Linked DNA regions of Homo sapiens: regions 1 and 3 are each linked to region 2. Evidence: chromatin contacts called from ENCODE Hi-C or POLR2A ChIA-PET data. All regions are on one chromosome and are shown on one strand. The core of a region is the stretch at or near the end of the contact, and the rest is flanking DNA. Distances in the headings are between cores, read along the strand shown.

Region 1 (3,283 bases), core at 608-3,107, 130 kb after region 2:
TTAAAACCTATCTTCTTTTCATTAGTACCTATTCGTATTTAGTTCTTTCCTTAGTATTTAGCCCTAGGAGTTGGAATTCAGATCACTCTTAGAAAATGAGAGGTGCTGTTAGATAACTAAATCAGAATAAAGAAAGTATTGATGAAATGCTGGTATTTTCCATAATACAGAGATTTTTAAAATAATGTTCCAAGTACACAAAGATATGATAGTGTTAACATGGTGCATCCTTCAGAAGCTGAAACTTATTTAAATGATTTTAAGAGATATTTTTCCTTTTTCATTAAATCAAATGGGAATAGAATAGAAGGTAAAATGTGTATACATTAATACTGTACTAATTATCTTCCCTCCAAATAAATATTATGTAAAGCGTAATATTTAAAACTTGTACATTTAAAAGAACTTAAAACTCTATTATCAACAAAATTTAATTCCCTGTTGTAGAAATTTGTACTTTGCAGTCTCAGTAATTTCTTTAACTCTTTGTTAACTCCAGTATTCAACATACAATTGTTTAGGTATTAGTAAGTTGCTAATATTAATAAACATCTTTGTTGGTAAAAGGCAATAATACTAAAATAATGTATACAGAAGCAATAAAACCAGAGTGGTTTTGCTGTAATAAATATTTGTTTCCAAAGAAAATGGAGAATATGCTCTTTCATATATTAAAATATTGTGACTGGAACAAATCAACTATTCACCAAGATTTTTACATTACCTTAAACATCAGTTTAGCTGCATCAAAAAAGTAATTGGCTTTCCGATAGAGTTCTATGGCATCAAGAGTTTTATTCTTTTCCAGTAAATGAGATGCATACCTAGCTAACAGAGATCCAATTTCTTTCATACTATGATTTTTAGCCAATTCAACAGCTTTGTTCCACTAGGAGAAAAATTACACCATTCAGTCACCCAAGTATTTACAGTCACATATATCATAAAATTCACACAAGAAAGCTTTAAGTTTATAGTAAAAACACTATTTCAAAATTAAAAACTGGTATGTTTTAAAAATAGCATTTAAAATCACAGCAACATAAGTCCTATAAGCATAAGTCAAAATGATTAAATGATCTCTAAGACTCTGATTTGCTTAAGAAATACATGTGAAAATGAAAGTTTCAAAGTTTATAATCATATTAATCTTGTAATTCTAATCTTACAAAACTTCAAGCAAGAAAGATACACTTGTTTATATGTTATAGTAAAACAAAATATGCAATTTCAGTTGTGAAAATGTCCTATCAGATTTGACATTTAAAAATTATTTTTATAAAGCAAAAGGGGTTTTAAAAAATAAGAAAAATATTAAAAGAATACATTAATAGTCAATAGTTTCTATAATAACGCTGTACTTTTAGTTTAATTTCAGCTCTTAAAAATATCAAATGTATGTTTTCTATAAAGGAAAAGGAAAACAGATTTGCCAAAATAAATATTGATAAAGTAACTCAATTCCTTCCTCAGGCAATGACCAACCATTAACTGGTCCTTCTTTGGAAACAAAACCCAACCCTAACAAAATGCAGAAAATTATGAAATTACTTCCAGACAAAAACTTGCCAGACTAAAAGCACAAGGTTTGTTCATGCTCCCATACTGAGCTGGTTATAAGTGGGTCACCCCTCATGGTAGCACTTTAAGAGGTAAGTGCAACTTTCTTCATCCTCAATTAAGAGAATACCCGCCTGGCTCCTTTCATAAAATTCACGTCAGGCTCTCCAACCCTTACATTGGCAATAATCTTTAAAAGATCACTAGGGTGACTTTAACCTTGCTTTGACTTAAAAATTCCTAAGACAATAAGCTGCACAGACAGAAAGTTTCAGTTCCTACTTGGTTGAGATGTACGCAGGTATCTACTGCTGCCTTTGGTTGACTACATTTCAAAAATGCAGTCACTGCTTGTTCACACATTCCAACTCTGACAAACATTTGTGCTATTTCCTGTACAAACAAAACAATACTATCAGATTTCACAGACCAAGGAAATTACTTATATTTTAATTTAACAAAACTCCGTAGGGACGTATGAGTATTAAATTTACTGGTAGTTACAGATTTTTCTTGTAAACAGACGCAAGGGCAGAGGGTACAAATGAGAATGGATGCTAAGGCATCACTTCTATAAATCCAGAGCTTCACTGGCTCAGGCTGTGGATCTGATTTTTAACGAGGCCCTGAAGACACTGCACTCCTTTCTTATCTCAGTTCAGTAGCTAGTATACAGAAATGTCAAGCTCCAAAACAAATCCCCCACCAGTGGGTGAAAAAAGCCTTTATATCAATTGGTGGTATACTCAGTGCTAATTATTAACTAGAGACTTAAGGGAAATCTCACATTCACAGAGCCCTCAAATACCTCTATAAAGAAATGTCCTAGAGAAGTCTGCCATTAATCAGTTCAGGAAGCTAGACCCAAAACAGAGCTCTCTTGGAAAGTGGTGGCAGCGAGGAAGAACCACCACCACCACCACCACCACCACCACCACCACCACCACCACCACCACAAAAAAAAATCCTACTTGTTCAGCTGCACTGGCCATTTTCAGAACATCATTTTTTTTCTTTCAGAATATCTAATTAGCCAGAGGTTTTCCCTCCCCAACCCTTCTACAATATGTTTGGAAGTATGAAAGTATATTTTATATCCAACTTTTAAAACAATGCTTATATTTTTCTGATTATAAGGGAATACATTCTATCTGTAAAAAAAATTACAAAACATGAAAAAGTGAAATTACTCATAATCTTATCATTCATAAGAAACCTCTCTCAATACTCTGGTGCAATTTCTTAACATCTTTGTCCTTTGAATATATATGTATATGTTTGTGTTGTACACAATCACACAATACACAATTTTGTATCCTGTATTTCCTACTTAAATATTATGTACACCTTCCCATATTATTAAAAATTCTTCTATAACTCTATTTAAAATTTATAATACTAAAATTTTTACTATTTTAGTTATTTAATTATCATTATAGTTATAATTACTTAGCATTTACTCAGGAATATTACTATTCTGGATACCCTACAGCAAAATGTTTATCGGCATCATCAGACACATCTAACAGACAACACTAACGGAGTATACACTCTTCCCTATACCCAGGGTTCTAAGTAATTTCAGTTTCTTTCCTACTCAAGAAAACCCATAGGATTGAAAATAAGGGTGAGTGAAAATACCATTATTACAGAGATAGCCGCTCAAATTCACAATAGGGAAAACTGAATTACCGTAATTCTATACTTATCTATTAACTAATAG
Region 2 (3,690 bases), core at 65-2,564:
GGACAACCAGCCCCCAGGGTTCCTGGCAGCTCATCTAGACATTTCCATTTGATGCTATGCAAATGGATGAGCCTGCCGCTGCCATCAGGACCACCACTCCATGCTGGGAGTTTTCATGAAACAGATTCCAAACCTGCCCTTAGGCAGACATGGCCAACCCCAGATCCCAGCTCCACCAGGAGATCCCAGCTGCGGGGTGCTGGAAAGGGGCAAGTCAGCACTCGCAGCTGAAATCTACCTCTGGAGTACAGTTCTTCCCAGAGCCACAGCACCCCCTGCCCATGACAGGCCTCTCGAAGGCCATGCTAACACCTGCCCACTTCTAGAAGCTGCATGCCAGAGAGGCTAACATACCCAGTTAACCCACAAAGACCCACACCCTGAGCCAAGCCACCAGCTAATTAAAACATTCTGTGAGTGACTTCCACGCAGATGGAAAAAAACTGAAACAACACAGAACAAAGGAAAGGAGAGACTTCTGTTTGGGTCCTGGCTGTCACTATACCAGCCATGTGACCTCTGGCAAGCCACTTATTCTCTGATCTTTTCTTTCTTATCTGGTAGTAGTAACATCCAACATTTATTTTTTAAATTTGTAGATCACAATGTACTTTTACATAAACTATTTTATTGAAGGTGATGCTCGCAAAACCTTGCGAGGTAAGAACTATTGACCCCGTTTTGCAGATGAGGAGCACCAGGGTCAGAGAGGTCAACCTCCATATTCAAGCCACACAGCCATTAAGTCTGGCCTGGAACCAGATCCCCTAATAGCCTGCCCTCCCTGCTGCGTCCACCTCCCACAGCCTACTTGGGAAGACGCTCCCCTGTGAAGCCTTCCCAGACATCTTGTCAACCATCATGGCATTCTCCCTCTCATCACTTCAATGTCTGGCTTTCTGCATTCTGATTTTCTACAGTCTGGAACCCTTGGGGCAGCTGGAAGGCTCTCCTGCAGGTACATTCACTGTTCACCATTCAAGCCCCCAAAATAGAACATTCTCTTCCGCCCGACCTCTGCTAGACCAAATGCCACCACCAACAGGTCCCCAAAGACAAAAAGTGGGAGAAAAACTTCTGGGCTGGCTGTAGGAATGTGCAGTTAAAGTAGGACAGGAAAGTTGAGAGTTTGATCTAGAAATAGGACCCTATATAGAAAAAAAGAAAGGAGGGGCATGATCCTATCGGCAACTGCCCAAGTTGGCCACAGCTGACAATACTGACATAGGAACACATTCTCTGATGTCCTAGGAGAGGGTGATAGGACCATCCAGCTGCTGTTGCACGCGCCAGGGACCACACCTGGCTCTGCAGCCCTCTGGGCATGCTGCCCGCTGGGTCTCGTGGGCAGTGCTGACTCACAGAGGCCAGACCAAGGGGACAGCCTGGCCCGGCTCTCAGCACGTCTGACTCACCGTCTCCTCCTGAGCCACTGTACGACATTCCTTCTCCAAGAAACAACATCCATCTTTTTTTTTTAACTGGCAGAAGAGCTTTTTCATGTTCTTGGGACTGTAAACCAAGCATCGAATTTTCCGCAACTTTTTCTAGTAAGTGTGCCTTGTGGGAAAGTTAAAAACAAGTCCATTTTTGGGCCTAAACATTGTTATAACTCCTGAGCTGCCTTAGTTTCTCCCGAGGTCGTTCACCTAGGGGACGCCAAAAGCAAGGATGTTTCAGAGATCGTTGATCAAAGTAGGCACAAGATTAGGTAGTCAGCTTTGCTTGAATGAGTGTTTAATATTTAATAGAAATCCACATGTCAGGCACTGAATAGTCATTGTGCATGTATTTCTCTAGGCCCTACCATAAGCCTGCAGAGTCAGAATTGTCATCCCTGTTTTAAAGCTGTGGAAACTGAGGCTCAGAAAGGTTAAGCAACTTGTACAAAGTTAAACATTGGAGCCAAGATTTAAGCTCATGTCTATCTAATCCCAAAACTTCTATGCCTTAACTAAACCATGCAGCTTCTTTCCTCTCAGCCCCCACACATCCAGGCTGAGAGCAGGTCATTCTCCTGCAATTCGTACATTCCTGGAGGTTACTGAGCATGCCAAAGAGTTTCTACGAAGAGAATCCCTTGGCCTCCATCTCTGGCCAAGCTGTCTGCTCCTACCATCCCTGCCCCTCCTGACTCCTGAGGCTAAAGCTCCCTGGCTGCATCTCCCGGAAAAGGCAAAGAGTAAAAAATCACAGTTCCTATGGGTGCTACCCAGCCAGTCAAGCAATGTGTCCTCCTGGGAAGTTACTAACCTCTACCAGACTATACAACAGCCCATCCTCAAAGCCCTACATGGACCCATAAAAGCAAACCCTGTACCGAAGGCCCCTGTAGGGCACAGGTGGTGCTTGGGAGTAAGTCTGCTCATTGCAGATGGCATGCTGATGGGCAGATGGCCAGGTGGGCACTGCCCATGTACAGAGAGCTCATGCTGGATGCTTTGTTTACCCCTTGGACCCACCCTCCACTGTTCTCTGGCCTGGAGGCCAACCTGGGGCTGGAAGAATGGGCTTCCTTGCCCTTTGTCCTCCAGCTGGGTCTGGCCAGTGGAAGGTACTGGCACTATAGCAGAGGGCAGGAGGTGAATAAGACCAGGCTACTTGCCCAGCTCCTCTCAGGCAGCCTCTCCTGAGCCCCACAGCTGCAAGTACAGGTACGGTGGCTGCAACTGTCCGCCCCTACCACCCACCGCCCCCAGAGGGCTTCACCATCCCTTGCTCATGGCCCTTGCTCTTCTCACACTTTGAAAATAGGCCCCCCCCCTCCATTAAACTCTCCACGGTTACTTCCGTCTGTTCCTGCCAGGTCCCCAGCTCATTCAGAGTGGTTTAGTGCAAAGGCGTCGCCTTGAGTAAAGGAAGTGTGGGGTAAGCCAAGGCTATTTTGATGGCTTTTCTTTGGCTTTTATCATCCTCAAAATCAGGAAATTTTAGATGCTGTTCTTAGTGCATTTGCTGTGCATTTAAACTGTCGGCTACAATTCAGAAGCACCGGCACTTCTGTCAGCCACAGCTTCAATTCCCTGGCAGTAAATTCCTTAAGTAAAGAGAGAGGCCTTGGCCTCACAGCCTTCCCAGGATCCACGAGGTACCCACTCACACTTGGAATACTTGCCAGGTAACATCAGACTCAAAGCAACATTCTGCATAAAGCATGTTTGTTGGATTTAAGAATAAAATTTTTATTGAGATCCATTATCTTCCCAGTCTCCATTAAAATTGACTTGCTTTCAGTCTGTACAGATTTATTCTTAACGGAAGAGATAAGAAAAAGACCAAGACCCAATTCCTACCCTCAAGAAGCTCACAGATAAATGAATGCAATGTAACAGGAGCAATAAGAACACAAAAGCGACTCTCACACTGCCTGGAGGTACAAGGAAGGCTTCACAGAGGAGTGGCATCCAAGATGATGTCTGAAGGGTGGCAAGGAGCTCAGCATGTGAATAGATGAGTGAGGGCATTCCAGGTAGTGGGCACAGCATATGTAAAGGTATGAAGGCATGAAAGGGTATATGGTGTCCTGGGGGCCAGAAGTAAAACATTATGACAAGAACTTGGAGCATGTTTTGGGGACTGATAGTCATCAGACTGGAGAGTCAGGCCAAGGCCCTGCAGCCATGCTTAGAATTCAGAAGGAAGAACAAAACACTTGTAAAGTATAAATGATTGTCAGCCAAGAACCGTGTG
Region 3 (3,204 bases), core at 176-2,675, 150 kb before region 2:
CAGGTCAGCCATATATCAGATGTAGTCTTAAATGCCTGATTTGGGTTCCATATCATACTGAAAAGTAAGCTCACTTACCCATCAAAAGAGACCTGCAGACCACAGAAACTATCAGCAAATATCACTGGAGAAACAAAATCACAGGCTCCTATTGTCTGGAGCCATTGCACTGGACAGTCCCTGGGTTTGAATCAGAAAGAGAAGGAGCAGCAGATTTGAAGGGCATTGAAAATCCTGCAACAATCACCTTAACAATCGCCATGAAACTCTAGTCTCCAGAACTCAGATCTTCAGGGCTGGGCCTCGAGTTACAAGCGTCAGGTAGAAGGGACCTGTTTTTACCAACCCCACATCCTGGCTAGGGAAGTGAGAGTAGCACATGAAGGAAAAGAGATAGAAGACTTCAGGTCCCGGTGCCACCAACTCTGCAGTGGGGGATGAGAGAAAGACAGAATGGGAAAAGCAGGCACAGTTGGAGGAACATCTCCAGCCCTGGCTTCTGAGAAAAACAAGATTCTAACTAATAGTAATCACTACTCCATTTTCACCAAAAGTAGAGAATTCCCCATTTTAGAGATTTTTAGCCTTTTTTTTTTTTTGGAGTCAAAAATGTGTATGGCATTTTATGAAAGTTCTGTATCTCCGGAATACACAGATCTGTGTATAATATTCCACAAATAGAGTTTATGAACCCACTAAAATCAATGGGATCCAAAAACTCTAGTTGAGCCCTTTGCTCTGAATCCAATGCTTTTAGGGCTCTCGTGGGCTACTCCTGGAACAAGGAATAAGCAAAATTGTGAGCCAGCTCAGTCCTCCGAGTTACATCCCCAACAACAGGTGAGGCCTATGAAGCCACTTCTTTTTTTTTTTTTTGAGACCTGGTCTCGCTCTGTCACCCAGGCTGGAGTGCAGTGGTGCAATCTCAGCTCACTGCAACCTCCACCTCCTGAGTTCAAGCGATTGTCCTGCCTCAGCCTCCCAAGTAGCTGGGATTACAGGTGCCTGCCACCATGCCCGGCTAATTTTTTATATTTTTAGTAGAGACGGGGTTTCACCACATTAGCCAGGACAGTGTCGATCTCCTGACCTTGTGATCCGCCTGCTTCGGCCTCCCAAAGTGCTGGGATTACAGGCGTGAGCCACCGCGCCCGACCGAAGCCACTTCTTTACAGGTGTTCGACCACCATGCTTGTTGTATAGAGGCCTTAAAGTTTGCCCAGCTCTGAGTCTAAGTCCAGTCACCTCTACAGATGGTACATTCTGTTCTGGAGGCAGACAAAACTCAAACTGATAGCATTAGAATCATATCTTTTATCTCTCTGGGTACACCTAGGGTCTGAAATGTAGCACCATGTCAGTTTGCTCCCACCCTACACTGGGATCCCTATGACATTGCACTGAATCATCACTTCCCAGTAAAAGGATTTAAAACATTGCAAAATGAGGCTGGCTGAGTGAGGATCCCTGAAGCACTGTGTAACCTGCTGACATAACAGCTGGACTACAGCCCAGTGCATGGGCAAGGCCAACACGAACCCTTGACATCCTACCCCTGGGGGATGCTGAGCCTCCATCTGCCCTTTCTCTTCTTCTCCACATACCTTCTCACCTTCCCTTCCCTTAATATCTGACTGTTCTCAAAATTTGTTCTCTAATAATTACTTTTTCAGGCAAGAACGTAAAGCACTCAATCTTTTTATTGACTTATCCTGATCTCTGTGAGCCTAAAATTCCTGAGATTGAAACCCCCATGATACATCTCCTACTCTGCCAAATGCCCCCTCCTCCTGCAGACAAAGGAATGCCAGAAGTCCATCTACTTTTAGCCCAGTCCTCCAGACAACAAGTGCCCCATCTCAAGAAGCACTGGAGAATCCAGTCCTCTCATTCTCCTCACATACTACAAACCTGGAGTCATTGAATAAGCATCCCCTAATAGGCAAGAAAAAATTTCATTCCTAGTGGCAGTCAGCAGGAGGCAGAGGCTCTTCCAGTCTAATGACTTGCAAATCAAAAGCATGAAAACCAGAATGCACCTTTGAACCTCTTTCCCATCCAGCCTAGATGTCCTCATAATTTTCTCCCATAGCGTTCCTGGTATTTTTGCTACCAGAGCAATAACCTTCCCCATGCATTTTTTTACATGTTGGAGGAGGAGCTATCCAGTGATCTCAAAGCATATGTTTTTGATTCTCATAAGATTATGGATACCAAAGGAATAAAAATGGAAATCACTACTGCCAAGATATGAAAGAAACTTTGCATAGTAAAATAATTTAAACCTAACATTTGGACCCAATAAGGCAAACGCAATGTTTTTTCCATATTTTTGGAAAATGTGCATTTTCTTTACATTAAGTGGTACCAATAAAAAATAATGATTCTCACTCCGTTTATTTCTATAAGTTAGATTGGCTTATAGTTTTCCAGGACATGGTTTTCTATCAAGCTATATGGCAAACACCTGGGCATAAAATACACTCAGCTATTTACTTCCATGTGGGAAAAATGGGTCACCATTCCTTTCTTTTGAATCTAGAGCAAAGGTCAGCTGAAACCAGTTAGCATATTTAGTACTCAGTATCTGCCGAGAATGAGTGTTACATCAACAATTTGTGGTGATGGTGAGCAAGCCCAGGAAGTTCCTTACAGATAGGGAGGGCAAGTGCTTTCCAATTCCAGGCTCGGTGATTCTGCAATACATGCTGGTAAGAACATTTGACTCATCCTGGAACGGGATAAAGAAACACAGAAGACCAAATAATGAAGAAGGACTAGAAAACATTTTTGTACGTACTTCATATGTGAAGCTACTGCTCTGGGGGGAGATCCATCCAGTGAAAGCACGGGCCTGTAAATGCTAAAGAAGCAGTGGCCGAGGAGGATGAGGAGATGGGGAACTGGGGAAGTGGGGAGGAGGGATGGAGAAGGGAAACAGGAGAGAAAAGAAAGAGAGGGGAGACGAAAAATGGAAGAACGAGAAGAGATTAAATAATGGTTGAATATGGAACTCACATTGTTAGAGAGTCTTAGAAGATCTCCCTCCAGGGCTGAGGTGGTCAGAAAAACCAACGTCAGCCTGGAATGGCGGGGCGATCACTAAGCTCAGGCCAGGAGCCACAGCTCCACCACTGCTGTAACTCGCTGTACACAAGTTTCCAGCTACTGATGACTACCTTTTCTCACCAATGAAATGTGACA

The links. Hi-C counts contacts between places; a loop is a spot of excess contacts on that map. ChIA-PET counts read pairs that join two places held with the same protein, here RNA polymerase II (POLR2A). Pooled maps may share reads with other maps.
Region 1: a loop to region 2 is called in a map of PC-9, with 2.4 times the contacts of the local background. The contact joins two enhancer-like sites. A Hi-C loop is called at or near these places in 1 of 168 maps with a recorded cell type or tissue (PC-9). POLR2A ChIA-PET finds 5 or more read pairs at or near these places in 2 of 52 experiments (PC-9 and activated T-cell).
Region 3: a map of IMR-90 shows a loop between it and region 2 (15-fold over the local background). The contact joins two enhancer-like sites. A Hi-C loop is called at or near these places in 1 of 168 maps with a recorded cell type or tissue (IMR-90) and 4 of 50 pooled maps. POLR2A ChIA-PET finds 5 or more read pairs at or near these places in 1 of 52 experiments (T-cell).

Annotation. Positions count from the first base shown.
Region 1 is chr2:19,931,559-19,934,841 of GRCh38, forward strand. WDR35 (WD repeat domain 35) reads right to left here. Exons shown (of 27, transcript NM_020779.4): 22 at 1,843-1,953; 23 at 725-889. Among named protein-coding and RNA genes, the nearest start is that of TTC32, 31 kb to the left of the region's middle. RefSeq lists an enhancer at 1,920-1,969. Within about 2 kb of position 1,858, at least 6 of the 41 ENCODE cell types and tissues checked have a DNase peak (open chromatin) inside an H3K27ac peak, as active enhancers do.
Region 2 is chr2:19,800,202-19,803,891 of GRCh38, forward strand. No RefSeq gene overlaps it. Among named protein-coding and RNA genes, the nearest start is that of LINC00954, 67 kb to the right of the region's middle. Within about 2 kb of position 1,315, at least 5 of the 41 ENCODE cell types and tissues checked have a DNase peak (open chromatin) inside an H3K27ac peak, as active enhancers do.
Region 3 is chr2:19,647,331-19,650,534 of GRCh38, forward strand. The region is part of intron 2 of LOC124905977; the gene reads right to left. Among named protein-coding and RNA genes, the nearest start is that of LINC01808, 180 kb to the left of the region's middle. Within about 2 kb of position 1,426, at least 4 of the 41 ENCODE cell types and tissues checked have a DNase peak (open chromatin) inside an H3K27ac peak, as active enhancers do.